Linked DNA regions of Homo sapiens: region 2 is linked to region 1. The links are chromatin contacts, found by Hi-C in ENCODE. All regions are on one chromosome and are shown on one strand. The core of a region is the stretch at or near the end of the contact, and the rest is flanking DNA. Distances in the headings are between cores, read along the strand shown. Region 1 overlaps FLT3 (fms related receptor tyrosine kinase 3). Region 2 holds the start of SLC46A3 (solute carrier family 46 member 3).

Evidence for each region. A loop is a pair of places that touch in the nucleus more often than their neighbours do. Pooled maps may share reads with other maps.
Region 2: a pooled map shows a loop between it and region 1 (2.2-fold over the local background). The contact joins the promoter of SLC46A3 here to the enhancer-like site in region 1. A Hi-C loop is called at or near these places in 6 of 37 single-sample maps with no recorded cell type and 5 of 50 pooled maps.

The regions. Positions count from the first base shown.
Region 1 is chr13:28,030,405-28,034,137 of GRCh38, forward strand. It overlaps FLT3 (fms related receptor tyrosine kinase 3), which reads right to left. Exons shown (of 24, transcript NM_004119.3): 14 at 3,678-3,733; 15 at 3,483-3,587. Among named protein-coding and RNA genes, the nearest start is that of URAD, 44 kb to the left of the region's middle. Within about 2 kb of position 1,252, at least 4 of the 41 ENCODE cell types and tissues checked have a DNase peak (open chromatin) inside an H3K27ac peak, as active enhancers do.
Region 2 is chr13:28,717,023-28,720,857 of GRCh38, forward strand. It overlaps SLC46A3 (solute carrier family 46 member 3), which reads right to left and starts at 1,948. Exons shown (of 6, transcript NM_181785.4): 1 at 1,474-1,948; 2 at 788-1,000. The coding sequence starts at 976.

The sequences.
Region 1 (3,733 bases), core at 2-2,501:
AGTCATTCAACAAGTATTTATTGAGTGCCTACTCTGTAAGAGCCAATGTCCTAGACACTGGGGAATGAAGGAAAAACAAGACACAACCCTTGTCTTCCTGGATCTTAGAGTCTCCTGGAGAAGGCAGAGAAGTAAATAAGCCATGACAATACAGTGCCATAAATGCAATACGGCAGGCAAGACGTGGGTCCCCGCGCCTCTAATCCCAACATCTTGGGAGGCTGAGACAAGCGGGAGAATTGCTGGTACCCAGAAGTTCAAGAAAGGCCCGGGCAAAATAGCAAGAGCTTGTCTCTACTTAAAAATAAAATAAAGTAAAAATACATAAATAAATAAAATAAAATAAAATAAAAATTAGCTGGGCTTGGTGGTGCCTGCATGTAGTTCCAGTTACTGGAAAGGCTGCAGACCATCACTTGAGCCCAGGACTTGAAGCTTGCCGTGAGCTATGATGACTTCACTGCACTCCAGCCTGGGTGACAGAGTGAGACCCTATCTCAAAAAAAGAAAAAAGAAAGAAAAAGAAAAAATGCAACGTTGGGCTGGGCACGGTGGCTCATGCCTGTAATCCCAGCACTTTGGGAGGCTGAGACAGGCGGATCACGAGGTCAGGAGATCAAGACCATCCTGGCTAACACGGTGAAACTCTGTCTCTACTAAAAATACAAAAAAATTTAGCCGGGCGTGGTGGTGGGTGCCTGTAGTCCCAGCTGCTAGGGAGGCTGAGGCAGGAGAATGGCGTGAACCCAGGAGGCGGAGCTTACAGTGAGCTGAGATGGTGCCACTGCACTCCAGCCTGGGCGACAGAGTGAGACTCCGTCTCAAAAAAAGAAGAAAAAATGCAACGTGGCAAAGGAGTGCAGGGGTACTGTAGGGTCAAAAGGGATAGCTACCTTAGCCTTGGAGGGGTGGAGAAAGGAGCATTCAATGTCTAAACTGAGTCCTGAAGAAAAATGGGAGCTGGCCAGGTGACTCATGGTGGAAGGGGAGGAGAACAGTGCTGAGGGTTGTGAAAGAGTGGGCAAAGGTCGAGAAAGGAGAGAGCACAGCACCACAGACACAGACCCTGCCCTCATGAGGCACAGGGGCTACTGGACAGATGGGACAACAATTGGATGTTAAAAAATGTCATGACAAAGGTGATGGATTCTACGGGGGAAAGCCTGCAGAGAGCTAATGTCGCACATTGCAAGGGCCTCAATATTGTCTGTGGTGTGAGACAGAGGAAGTGGTGTTTAAGCTGAGATCTGAGGGGGCAGTGGGAGATACTTACATGAAAGGGGAAGGGGAAGCAGAAGGATCCACTTGTGCAAAGGCCCCACAGTGGGTGGGAGGACAGTGCTGGGGGAACTGAAAGAAGGCCAGCGCTCTGGGGTGCCGAGAGCAAGAGGTGGGGAGGCAGCGGTGGCCCAGCCATGCGGGTGGTGGAGGAAATGTGAAGTAGGAAAGCCATTTGATCTGCTTAGCCTTTCGCCACTGTCACTTGGACCTCAGTATGGAGAAGCCAAAGGGAGGCAAGAGTGGATACAGGAACCTGCTTTGGAAGCTTTTGTCCAGGAGAGAGCCTTGAACTAGAGTGGTGGTCATAGAGATGGAGGGACGAGGATGGAATCAAGAGACACTAATCGGAAACCTGATAGGATTAGCTCACAGGGTGTTAGAAAGAGGAAGGTGTCAAGGAAAAGTCACGGGTTTCTAGTGTGCCCAACTATATAGAATGTGGTTATTTATTCACTGGCATTCATTACCAGTCACAGAGAGGACTGCTGGTGCAGGGCCAGGGTTAGGGGAATTCACCTTGCATACACTGTGTTAAAGGGACCTTTGAGACATCCAAACATTTAACATATGAACCTGAAGCTCCGAAAGGAGACGCAAGCATGAGGGCCCTTGGTGTATGGGAGGACATCACGGGTGTAGTGGGGATGGACTGTGTTGAGTGTGTGGAGCGAAAACGCAAGGCGGTCCAGGAGCAAGCCCACAGGGATGCCCCATAAAAAGCTGGATGGAGCCTGGGCAACATGGCGAAGCCCCATCTCTACCAAAAATACAAAAATTAGCCAGGCATGGTGGCGCATGCCTGTAGTCCCCCCTACTCAGGGGCCTGAAGTGGGAGGATGGCTTGAGCCTGGGAAGTGGAGGTTGCAGTGAGCTGAGATCACACCACTGCACTCCAGCCTGGGCAACAGAGCAAGGCTGTGTTTCAAAATCAGCCACAACAACAAAAGCTGGATGGAAGAAGATGAGCCCACAAAGGACTGAGTTTCAAAATCAGCCACAACAACAAAAGCTGGATGGAAGAAGATGAGCCCACAAAGGACTGAGAAGGGCAGAGGGGTGGGAGGAAAACCAGAATATGGTGACACAAAACCCAAAGAAAGAAAGCTTCTGGATGGAGAGAAGAATCAACAGCATCAATTCATGCTGAACAATCAAGTAATGAGGACTGAAAAATATCCATTAGGCTTGGTTTGGTTTGAAGTCACTGTTGACCTTAGCAAGAGAGCCAGCTGGAGATGCTTTTGCTGGGTCAGCGGTGGTAACGGTGAGGCCAGCAATGGGGCTGGACGCCAGATCGGAATGGATGGAGCAACGAAGTGAGGATACAAAGGGCCCCAGTTTTCTCTCCTACCCAGAGTCTGTTTCAACCCACACCTGTAATCCCAGCACTTTAGGAGGCCAAGGCAGCCTCACTTGAGCCAGGAGTTTGCAACCATCCTGGGCAATATGGTGAGACACCGTATCTACAAAAAAAAAAAAAAATTAGCCAATTGTCTTGGCACACTCCTGTGAGGCTGAGGTGAGAGCATTGCTAGAGCCAAGGAGGTCGAGGCTGCAGTGAGCTATGATCACAGCACTCTAGCCTGGGTAACAGAGCAAGATCCTGTCTCTAAAAATAAAACAACACAAATGTAAGAAAGAACTTCTGCCTGTGGCAACTGTATCCCCAAATATCAAAGCCTATAAAAACTAAATAGGCCTGGCACAGTGGCTCACGCCTGTAATCCCAACACTTTGGGAGGCCGAGGCGGGCAGATAGTTTGAGCTCAGGAGTCCCAGATCAGCCTAGGCAACATGGTGAAACCCCGTCTCTACCAAAAATAAAAAACTTAGCTGAGCGTGGTGGTGCACGCCTGTAGCCCCAGCTGCTGAGGAGCCTGAGCCCAGGGGGTGGAGGCTGCAGTGAGCCATGATCACACTACTGTACTCCAGCCTAGGTGACAGAGTGAGACCCTGTCTCAAAAAAATAAAAGAAAATAAAAATAAACAAAGAGAGAAGTGGAAGAAGAGGTGGAGTTTTGTATTTATGACTTGAATTTTGTATTCATGACTGGGTTGACACCCCAATCCACTCCATTTTTAGCCTTGAAACATGGCAAACAGTAACCATTAAAAGGATGGAAAAGAGAAGAAGGCATGGGTGGGAAACTGTGCCTCCCATTTTTGTGCATCTTTGTTGCTGTCCTTCCACTATACTGTACCTTTCAGCATTTTGACGGCAACCTGGATTGAGACTCCTGTTTTGCTAATTCCATAAGCTGTTGCGTTCATCACTTTTCCAAAAGCACCTGATCCTAGTACCTTCCCTGCAAAGACAAATGGTGAGTACGTGCATTTTAAAGATTTTCCAATGGAAAAGAAATGCTGCAGAAACATTTGGCACATTCCATTCTTACCAAACTCTAAATTTTCTCTTGGAAACTCCCATTTGAGATCATATTCATATTCTCTG
Region 2 (3,835 bases), core at 698-3,197, 690 kb after region 1:
ATCTCTTTGCATTTTGAAATGGTAGACTTTTGTCAAAAACTGCCCAAGGGACCAGGAGAATGGTGAAGTGCCTGCCTCCTGTTTTACACACAAAAAAACTGGGGAGATTGCTGGAGAGGGAGGAAGAAAGCCTCCTTAATATCTGGCTAAACATCTTTGGTGTCAACGGTGGGTACTCCCCACTCCAGATGTCCCCACACAGCTGCTCCTCAACACGTGAGAGCCAAGGCTGATTTGATACCACCACCAAATAATAAATGCTCCTCCACCCCACCCTGTGACAGACACTGGCTCACAATCTTCAGTGATGGGCCACTTTCTAGAGTCCCTGAAAGCTGGGACATGCAGAAACAGTAAAAGGATTGGGGAAGAATAGAGCAAGTGAGAGACAGAAACACCATGTTTCAGCCACCCCTGTCCACCAAGTAGCTCATTCCAGCCTGCCCTGCCCCAATTTTCAGACTTTTTTTTTTTTTTTTTTTTTTTTTAGGACAAAGCAAGGAGACAGCCACAGAAGAGATGACACTGTGGTGAAATTTTCCGAGAGAAAGGAGAAGAGCTAGTGTCACAGAGCAGGAGGGTGTTTTAAGAAGAAGAGGCAGATTTGAAAGGTGTCAGGAAACTTCAAATGAGGTGAGTTCCCAGTAAAGGCCATTAGGTTTGGGATTTAGGACTTTGATGGCCGCCCTAGAGAGACCAATGGATGATGAGTTCACGGTCCTCTTTAACTCAAAGCCCGGTATACATTCCCATTTTATTAAATACTATGGATATTGTAATTTCTTACCTCCTGGAATGCAAAAATTGGGCTGCTTTTGTTTTTTTCACACTCAGAAATATTGCTATCAGATGAAAAAGTGTAGTTGCCAGTTTCTTCCCATATTCTCCGATAAACATATTGCGTTGTCAGTGGACCGGTCAAAGTCATAGCAAATGCACTAAGGAAAATGGCAGGTTCTACAAATAAAATCTTCATATTGCCTGGGTAGGTAGCTGTATTCTATAAAAAGTGAAAACGGAGAAAGATCATCTGTCTCATCCCAGAGGCTAGATATTCAAAGATGGGTAAGTTTGAGCAATTTTGTGGAGTAAATGTTTAAACAAGCAAACTAGAGAACAGAAAAGGCAGTAAGCACTTTCTCAGAGAATAACTTTTACTTTGGAGTAGAGTACTCTGTAACAACCTGAGGCTGCCATGCTTTCCATTTTTATGAGTAGGACATTGTAGGACTCAAGCCGCCTTTGAGTCTTTGAAATCATAAACTGTCACCCATCTTGGTTAGCCAATGATCACAGTACAGTTCCCACACTGTATATTGCCAACTGATTTTTCGTAAGTTCAACAATGAGGTTCCTTTTGGGAAGCGACAGTTGCACAATTGTTATTGTTATTTTGCTGCGTATTAAAAACGGACAGGGAGGGGGCGTTTTAAAAAGCAGCTCCCAATCGAAAGGGCCTTATTTTTAACTCACCCCACGATTACAGTCTTCCTGCCAGGCTGGGTACAGGTCGGGCCGTGCCAGGGGCTGTCGCCTCGGATGCCCTGCGCTCGTGCGCGCCCGGGTTCAAGGGCAGCCTCTGGACTGGGGCAACAGAGGACGCGCCGGGGACAGTAACCTCGGACTACGCGGCCGGCGCTGGGGTGGGGAGAGTACTTTCCCGTCGAACTCGACCAAATTACGCTTGTCGGGGAGTCTCAAGCGTATTGTAAAGCAAACCTCGGCAAGCGCACTTCCGCGTCCCGAGTGACACCTGCAGGGTTCTCCGGCAGCCCTCGGCTTCCCCGCGGCCCTGCGGACCTCGGCCTCAGCGCGGCGCGGCGGGGCGCGGAGCAGCTGCTCCTTCTGCGCAGTGGACAATCGGCCAATCGGCGCCTCCGTCGGTCGGTCAGCGGCCCTGCCAGCGCTAGGCGATGACTCGGCCGCAGCCAGCTGAGCATCGCTGTCCGCCGAGGAGGCGGGGTCGGCTGCCGCGGCGCTGTCACTGTTCTACCCGGCTCTCCTGCGATTGGGCCCAGCGGTCGGTGCCCCAGCGGCGATTGGTCCACCCGGACGTCACTCTCCCCTGGAGAGTGGCTAGTGGATCGTGCACCCACCCTCGGAGGCCCGGAGTGGATCCCGCGCGACCGAGCAGCCACTCAGCACCGCTGTTGAGTGGTGGGCCGCGCCGCAGGCTCAACAGCTCTGGAGTTGCAAAGCATTTCTGAATCCGAATATCCTTTCTCATAGAAACACATAAAACAACAGTTGGAAAAGTAACATGTTTGGGCTGTAGCCCCCAGCAGGATCCCGGTCGGCCCGCAGAAGAGGGGAATGGGCGCAGGTGGAGGGCATAGGAAAGAGAGTGCTCAATGCAGAGTTAGCGGAGGGTTGGAATGTGGTCGCTGGCTTTTCCTGGGGAGGGGAGGGGGGACTTGGGCAAATCGTTAAATTTTCATGAACCTCCATGTCTTTATCTGCCACGTGGGGATGATAAGTCTTACAGGGTTGTCTAATTAAACACTCAGCATGTATACACAACACAGCCCCTGGACATAGGAGGAGTTGTCAGTGCTCTCCAACACACCCACCAGGAACAACTTGTAGTAAAAGAATTGAGCTACTACTTCTTGAAGCCAGGAGAAATGCATGCATGAGGAACCGTGGGGGCATCTCAGTAAGAAGGTGTTAGAATTTACTATGGGCTTGCGTTATGTGATTTTGGGAAGAGTTCAAGAAAGCAAGGCCTTACTCTGGATTGGTTGCTGTCAGGAAATGGCAGTAATTCTATGATTGGGTATCTTAATAAGTCTTATTTAGGAGTCAAGACTAGACAGAGGCTAAAGCCATGAATGATAAAGAAGCAACAGTCACACATATTTGTCATTTTTGTGGTTTAGACAGTGCCTAAATTTTGTCCGTGTTCAGACAAAATTATGACGTGGTCTTGTTTTTGTCTTGATCATGGTTACAGAATGCTCTTGTCTGACTTTGGTGTTCCGTGAAATTGTTTTCATTCGACAGAACACCATGGTCCAGAAAAGTTCTTAGCAACACCAAGGCCCAGCTGATAGTTCCAGCACCTGGATGTCAGAGCTGCTTTCTCTTCCTCAGCACTCCTTAAATGACAGTTGTGTCACTGAATGCAGAGTTAAACGTCTTAGGTTTGAGTCCTAACTGATACTTAGTAGCTGGTAACCTTGGACTTGCCACTTAATCTTACTTCCCAGCTTCTTCAAATCAGCATTTATGAAGCACTTGTTATGAGTTTCAAACAATGGAGCATGGATATTGGAAAGAAGATAAACAAACATGAGTAAGATACAGTTTGCAAGGAAGACATAATATTTTAAGTTGCAGTACTTTGTACTAAGTACTATATTATTCTAAACGGCACTTAGAAGATGTCCTTTTTTTTTTTTTTTTTTTTTGAGGTGGAGTCTCGCTCTGTCACCCAGGCCGGAGTGCAGTTGCAGGATCTTGGCTCACTGCAACCTCCGCCTCCCGGATTCAAGCAATGATCCTGCCTCAGCCTCCTGAGTAGCTGGGGTTACAAGTGTGCGCCACCATGGCCGGCTAATTTTTGTATTTTTAGTAGAGACAGGGTTTCACCATGTTGACCAGGATGATCTTGAACTCCTGACCTCAGGGGACCTGCCCACCTCAGCCTCCCAAAGTGCTGGGATTACAGGCATGCGCCACCGTGCCCTGCTGAAAATGTCCTTTCTTATGGGGCAAAAATAATTAATGTCCAATATACTTCCACGCTTTGCATTCCTACTCTTCCACACGAAGAAGAAAGCCAGGTCTTCTTAATGAGTTCTGCTGCTGATCGCTATGGTGACAACAGTCATTT